Linked DNA regions of Mus musculus: region 1 is linked to region 2. The links are chromatin loops, found by intact Hi-C in ENCODE. Cell type or tissue: heart. All regions are shown on one strand. Each heading gives the region's core, and the rest is flanking DNA. Links, peaks and the distances in the headings are about the cores only. Region 1 overlaps Fhad1 (forkhead-associated (FHA) phosphopeptide binding domain 1). Region 2 overlaps Efhd2 (EF hand domain containing 2).

Region 1 (2,906 bases), core at 177-2,676, 56 kb after region 2:
ACAAACAGTTCGGAGAGATCCTCTTTCCTACCGTGACAGACGCTCTCATGCACCATCCTGGGATTTTGTTTCTGACACAAGCAATGGTTAATCTAAAAAGAGCAAACCTCAACTAACTGAAAAAAATGCCTCTGTAAGATTGGTCTGTGGGGCTGGGCAGGGGTGGTGCACACCTTTAATCCCAGCACTTGGGAGGCAGAGGCAGGTGGATTTCTGAGTTCGAGGCCAGCCTGGTCTACAAAGTGAGTTCCAGGACAGTCAGGGCTACACAGAGAAACCCTGTCTCGGAAAAAAAAAAAAAAAAAAAAAAAAAAAACTCAAAAAAGAAAAAAAAAAAAAGATTGGTCTGTGGGGTTCCTTTTTTTGTTTTTTCGAGACAGTGTTTCTCTGTGTAGCCCTGGCTGTCCTGGAACTCACTCTGTAGACCAGGCTGGCCTCGAACTCAGAAATCCGCCTGCCTCTGCCTCCCAAGTGCTGGGATTAAAGGTATGCACCACCATGCCTGGATATTATTATTATTATTATTATTATTATTATTATTATTACTATTAATGATATGGGAGGGCTCAGCCCCCTGTGGGATATAGGGCTACCATGGAACAGGTAGTCCTGCGGTTATATAAGAAGTCAGGGTGAGCAAGCCAGGAAAAGCAAGCCGGTAAGCAGCACTCTTCCATGGCCCCTAGTTCAGTCCTAGCCTGTAGGTTCTGGCCTGGAGGAGTTCCTGTCCTGACTTCCTTCATTGATGTACTATGGTAAGCTGTAAGATGAACCCTCTCCTCCTCAAGTTGTTTTTGATCCGCGTGTTGATCACACCAATAGAAGGCAAGCTGGGGCCATCTTAAGTCCCGCCTTAACGGCTGCACAGGCCACGTGGCCCCACCTCCTCCCTGGGACATTTTACTCTATACTTGTTTCTTTCTGTCTCCTCCCTTCCTGCACACAGGCTCCATGAGGGCCAAGGATGCTTCCTGTGGAGACAGATCCTCTCAGAATGGTCTTCAAGATGTGCAAAGTCCTGAAGGCCTGAGGAGCCTGTCCCCAGCTCAGGGCTGCCGGGCGAGTGAGCAGACCCAGCTACTCTGGTGTACTGCCCTGAAGCCGGTCCACCTCAGGGTTTGGTTCTGTTATTCATCTGCTGGAGAGGGCATCTGTTTGTCTCAGAAGGAGCCACGTCTGGATGGAAGCAGATAGGAGATGCTGAACTGGGGAAGAAGGAGAGGCTCAGCAGCCAGGCCGGACTCTTAGTCTTTCCTGCACTGGGAGAGGAAGCCCCACGTGACCCTTCCTCATGCCCCTCTGGGAACTCTCTTACTGAGAGAGGACTCGGATTCTTTCTCATACAACTCTTGAGCCCTCTGACCCTCTCTGGCTTTGGAAACAGGAAGTAGCCTGGATGAGGACCACTGTCCAAATGCCTTTTATCTTGGGCTCTCCCTCCCCCATCAGCTTCAGCTGTGAGACAGAAACTAAAAGTAACCATTCAAACTTATGGGGAGTGGCTGGGCAGGGGTTGGGGGGGGGGGCGGAGGGCTGGTATGTGTAAGGTCCCTGTGTGCCTTTCTCTGTCTGTAGCACAAAGTTTGGTATACAGTAAGTGCTCAATACTGGCTGTGGGTCAGGTCCTGCTTTGCAGGCTTAGGAGTCCAACAGGAGCAACTGGATCTCCTACCCAGCTTAGCTTTCAACCCACCTGGGTCATTGCACTCTTCCTTCTGGTTGCCCTGAGAAACGGGAAAGCACATCTATTTACGTGCTCTGGCCAGCACTCAACACCAGGGACGGCTGGCTGGACCTCAAGCCCTTTCATCTGGGCCGCCGGAAGCCCTGGCTCGCTGGTTGTCTGGCAGGGGCAGTGTCTTTGTTGACAGAGTTGGCTTTGTTTCTTCTGCAGATGCTTCCCAGAAGCATCTGGTTTCCCAAAGTGAATGGAAAGGATGCTCTGAACTCTAGGAAACGGAGACCTCAAGGAACCACTGTGCACCACAGTCGGCCTACTAGGAATGATGGCTCAGGCCACAGTACCAGGCATGGGTGCAGAGTATCAGCTTTGAGGACCACCTGACCGGCCACTCAGGCATGCTTCCCACTGGATGAGCACCTGGGACTTCCGGGCAGTCACACAGGGAGACCTTATCAAGTGACCACCATGGTATGGGGGCATTGTGGGGGGGTCACATTAACTGCATGGCTCTCTGGGAAGGTCATTTGCTTCTGTTCCATGCAGTTTAGAAAGGCCCTCAAGCCCCAGCAATTTCACAGCCAAACGTGAGTTCTATGTGGCAGCCATACTAATTACGGCATCAGGTTAAGGGAGACACAGCTGTGTAGAGAGAACATCTTGTGTCACCTGTCAATTAAAAAGTCTACGGCCCCTTGCTTAGGCAGGAAATAGAAGGTGGGATGCCCAGGAGGCAGAAAGAATTCTGGGAAAGAACAAGGCACGGGAAGATCCACCCAGGAAGATGTGAGGTGATGGAGCCAGGGTACCTGAGCACGGGTAACCAACTAGGTGGCAGAATGTATGTTAAGATAATTGGGTTGTTTTAGTGATGATGATCTTGTCAGAGAAGAGCCTAGCTGTATGGCCAAGGGATTTGTAAATATGTTTTGAGCCCGAGTCTTGTTTCTGGGAGGAAACACCAAGCTTAGCTTCTACAGAGCTGAACTCTCCATCGTGTGGGGACCGGCTGGATCAAATGGACACAGCATGGAATTCTACGCAGCCACTCACGGGGACAAAGTGGACGTTTACGGACTCAGTTGGAGAAGATGCCATTGAATGGAGTGGGCTGGGGTGACGGCTCAGTGGTTAAGAACATCTGCTCAAGCACTTCTGCAAGCATTAGGGACTTTGGATTCCCGGCAGCCATTTGAAAAAGTTAAGCATGGTTGTGTGTACCCCA
Region 2 (2,906 bases), core at 279-2,778:
GCCACGGCCTACATATAGAGGACAAAGGACAACTTGGTGGAGTTGGCTCCTATTTCCAGTATGGGTCCATGGCGCCCTGGCTGGTCTCAACACTCCCGATTTTCCCATCTCTGACTCCTCAGCGTCGGCCTTACAGACACGTGCCACCAGACCATGCTCGTCGGATGGTTTCTGGAGCGGTTTCTCTTGGGAACTGGGTCACTTGAAACCACCTCATTTCTCCGCTGGCTTTCTCTGCCGGCCTCTGAGTGGGTGGGGTGTTGGCAGACTAAGGTTGAGGTCCCCAATAGCTGAGGCTCTGGCACCAGAAAGTCAGCCTGCTGGCCTAGGAGTCTGAGGGCTCTCCGCCCACGCTCAGCGCCAGGCCAGCTGTGGCGTGAATGGAAGCGGGGGTCCTTTTCATCTTGTTCCCCTTCTGCAATCTGCCTGACTAGCACGGTGGTTCTCCCGGCCCTTCCACGGGGGTCAAACGACCCTTTTACAAGGGTTGCATATCAGATATCCTCCATAGCAGATAGTTACATTAGGATTTCTAACAGGAGGAGAATTAGTTATGGAGTAGCGACGAAATAATTTTCTGGTTGGGGAGGGGGGGTCACCACATTGACCCCCAATGAGGAACTGCATTAAAGAGTCACAGCATTAAGATGGTTGAGAACTCCTGGACGAGCCAGTTTGAGAATCCCTAGTGGATGAGTGTGGAGGGTACTCGGTCACAGAAAAGCACTAGAAAAAACACAGTTGCTAAACCTGCAGGTTTTCAAAATCGAATCCCCTAGACTGACTCCTGAACACTGTTTCTCAGTCAGTCGAACTCATTCTTGTGGAAGGGCCACAAGGTGATCTTTCTAGAGATGTACTTATTAGCAAAGGAATTTCGATGTAGCCCTGCCTAAAGCTTTGTTGGGGCAGTTGCCATGTGGGAACTCCTCCCCCCGCCGAAGTTTTACTGTGTTAAAAATATACAAAAAGCAAATCCCATGGCATCAGACTCCAGAGGTTTTGGCCCAGAACTGGTGAAGTTGTGCTGATCGGAGTTTCATTGCTAAACTCACTTGCATCGCTTCGCCACTGTGTGCAGTGACCCCCCCGCAAAAAGATACTGACGGGAGATGCCTGGCTTAAAATGTTAGTGGTGGGTGGTAGTACGTCAGGTATTGGGTAGCACGTGAGGAATGGTGTACCCCAGGATATATGCCTCCCCCCAGAACATTGCCCTTCCCAGGCAGGGCTGAACTGACAAAGCTCAAGGTGCAAAGCGCCATCGGAAGCTGCAGTTCCACTCCTGGCCGCACGGGGGCAGCAGCATCCAGACAAATCAGAAACTTCCCCCACTTGGTTTAGGCTGTAACCACAAGTCTAGAAAGACCTGGAGATCCCAGTTCAGTCCAGCAAATGAAGACTGGGATGCCATGGGCCCCACACAGGCAGCGGCTGATCTCACCACTGCAGCTGCTCCAGCACTCCAAGGGCATTGAGGATGGTGGGTATCTGTGTGCGTGCCAGGGTTGGGGGCGGGGCTCACTGATCCTGAACCTCTGTACCCATAATACTTTGCTATAGTTTCTATTAGACTGGGGCTTGTGGCATAGTCCAGGCCAACGAGGTTTGAACTCTCCTTCCTCTCACCTCAGCCCCTGGAAGGCCAGGATGACAGCAGGTGTGTACCACATCTGTTCTGACCATCATTCCGACAGTCTCTGTGAAATCTCAAGGCAGGTGGCCTTATGAAGAAGGCTCGAGCCGAATCCTGCTGCCCCAATCGGTCTGTGTACCCGAAGACCTTCAGGCCTCCCTGTTCTTATCATTAAAAGGAATTCAAAAACAGTGCTCCTTCGGCAAGCTCCTTTAAGGATGAAATGAGTTTAATACAGGTAGTGCTTAGATCAGGAGTGTTTGTAGATGCTAAGGGACAGAGCTCTCCAGCAGGAGTGCCTTCCTCCCCAGGCTCCTGATGTGACGGCCCAGATCCAGCGACCTCATCCTGATCCTGTCCACCTTTGTTTCTAGTTAGTCATCAAAAACCACACACACATAAGAATATAGAATTTTATCTCATTTTAGTTAAAAAAAATAATCGTACCACCGAATGAAGAAGTAGTTTTTTTCTTTTTTTCTTTTTTTGGGAGGTACTGAGAGGGGGAACCAAAAATAAAATGCAAACAGCCAAAAGTAAAGAGAATTTATATTCATCTGTATAAACATATCCGCTGAGGCAAACGCAAGCCAAGGCCACGGCAGCTGGGCTGGGCTGGGCTTGGCTCGGCCCCTCCGATTCTCATAGGTTCTAAGACCGAAAAAATAAAACCTTTGCAAGTCCCACAGGGGTCCCAGGGACTCTGGGGACATTGTAGTAAAATAAAGAGTTATCGAGCTTCACAAGCAGTGACACGCTGAACATTGCATAACGGTGGCCCCGGTGGCCATTCACTTAGACTGGGTGACGTCACAGTTTCACAACACAGCAACGGACACGCACATACACACACGTGAGCAAGCACATGGAGCTATAGAGGAACGGCACGGGTTTCACTGTGGCCTGGGGAGTCCCCATGCGAGTCTACGGGTGGGCACGACAGGCTGGTGCCATCACGGGTGACAAACCCAAGGAAGGAGAGTGTGAAAGGGGTGCCGGCCCCGAGTCCTACTGCCAGTGAACATAAACACGTCAGGCACTCCTTGGGGAGTCAAGGCAGAGTGCTGAGGTCCACCCTGAAAAGGCCAATCCCTTAGGGACCCCACCCCTCTCTCCACAGCCCCTTGGGACCCTCAGCTTGCTGCGGGGGTAGGCTGTCAGAGGGTGACATTTCTGCCCCTCCCCTCGGAACCCTATCACTCACATCCCCAAGGCATGCCTGGCAGAGTGTAGCCTGTGAGGTAGATTCGCACAGTGGCCTTCACCCTGC

The links. Hi-C counts contacts between places; a loop is a spot of excess contacts. Peaks named below come from ENCODE experiments on the same cell type or tissue, not always from the same donor. Only the 100,000 strongest peaks of a DNase experiment are listed, where the experiment ranks them.
Region 1: it touches region 2 in a loop (2.3-fold over the local background); 1 of 42 quality-filtered maps calls a loop at or near these places.

The regions. Positions count from the first base shown.
Region 1 is chr4:141,912,452-141,915,357 of GRCm38, forward strand. The region is part of intron 24 of Fhad1 (forkhead-associated (FHA) phosphopeptide binding domain 1); the gene reads right to left. It overlaps Gm42338 (a long non-coding RNA gene), which reads left to right. Exons shown (of 3, transcript XR_881551.2): 3 at 947-2,906. Among named protein-coding and RNA genes, the nearest start is that of Gm42338, 4.0 kb to the left of the region's middle. In heart, for the core only: no CTCF peak of the experiment used is centred there; DNase peaks (open chromatin) are centred at 950, 1,330 and 1,810; H3K27ac peaks cover 1,380 bases.
Region 2 is chr4:141,856,297-141,859,202 of GRCm38, forward strand. It overlaps Efhd2 (EF hand domain containing 2), which reads right to left. Exons shown (of 4, transcript NM_025994.3): 4 at 1,846-2,906. It overlaps Gm35034 (a long non-coding RNA gene), which reads left to right. Exons shown (of 3, transcript XR_003955163.1): 2 at 1,345-1,483; 3 at 1,635-1,820. Among named protein-coding and RNA genes, the nearest start is that of Gm35034, 9.3 kb to the left of the region's middle. In heart, for the core only: a CTCF peak has its summit at 1,293 (motif pointing right); DNase peaks (open chromatin) are centred at 1,235 and 2,455; H3K27ac peaks cover 512 bases.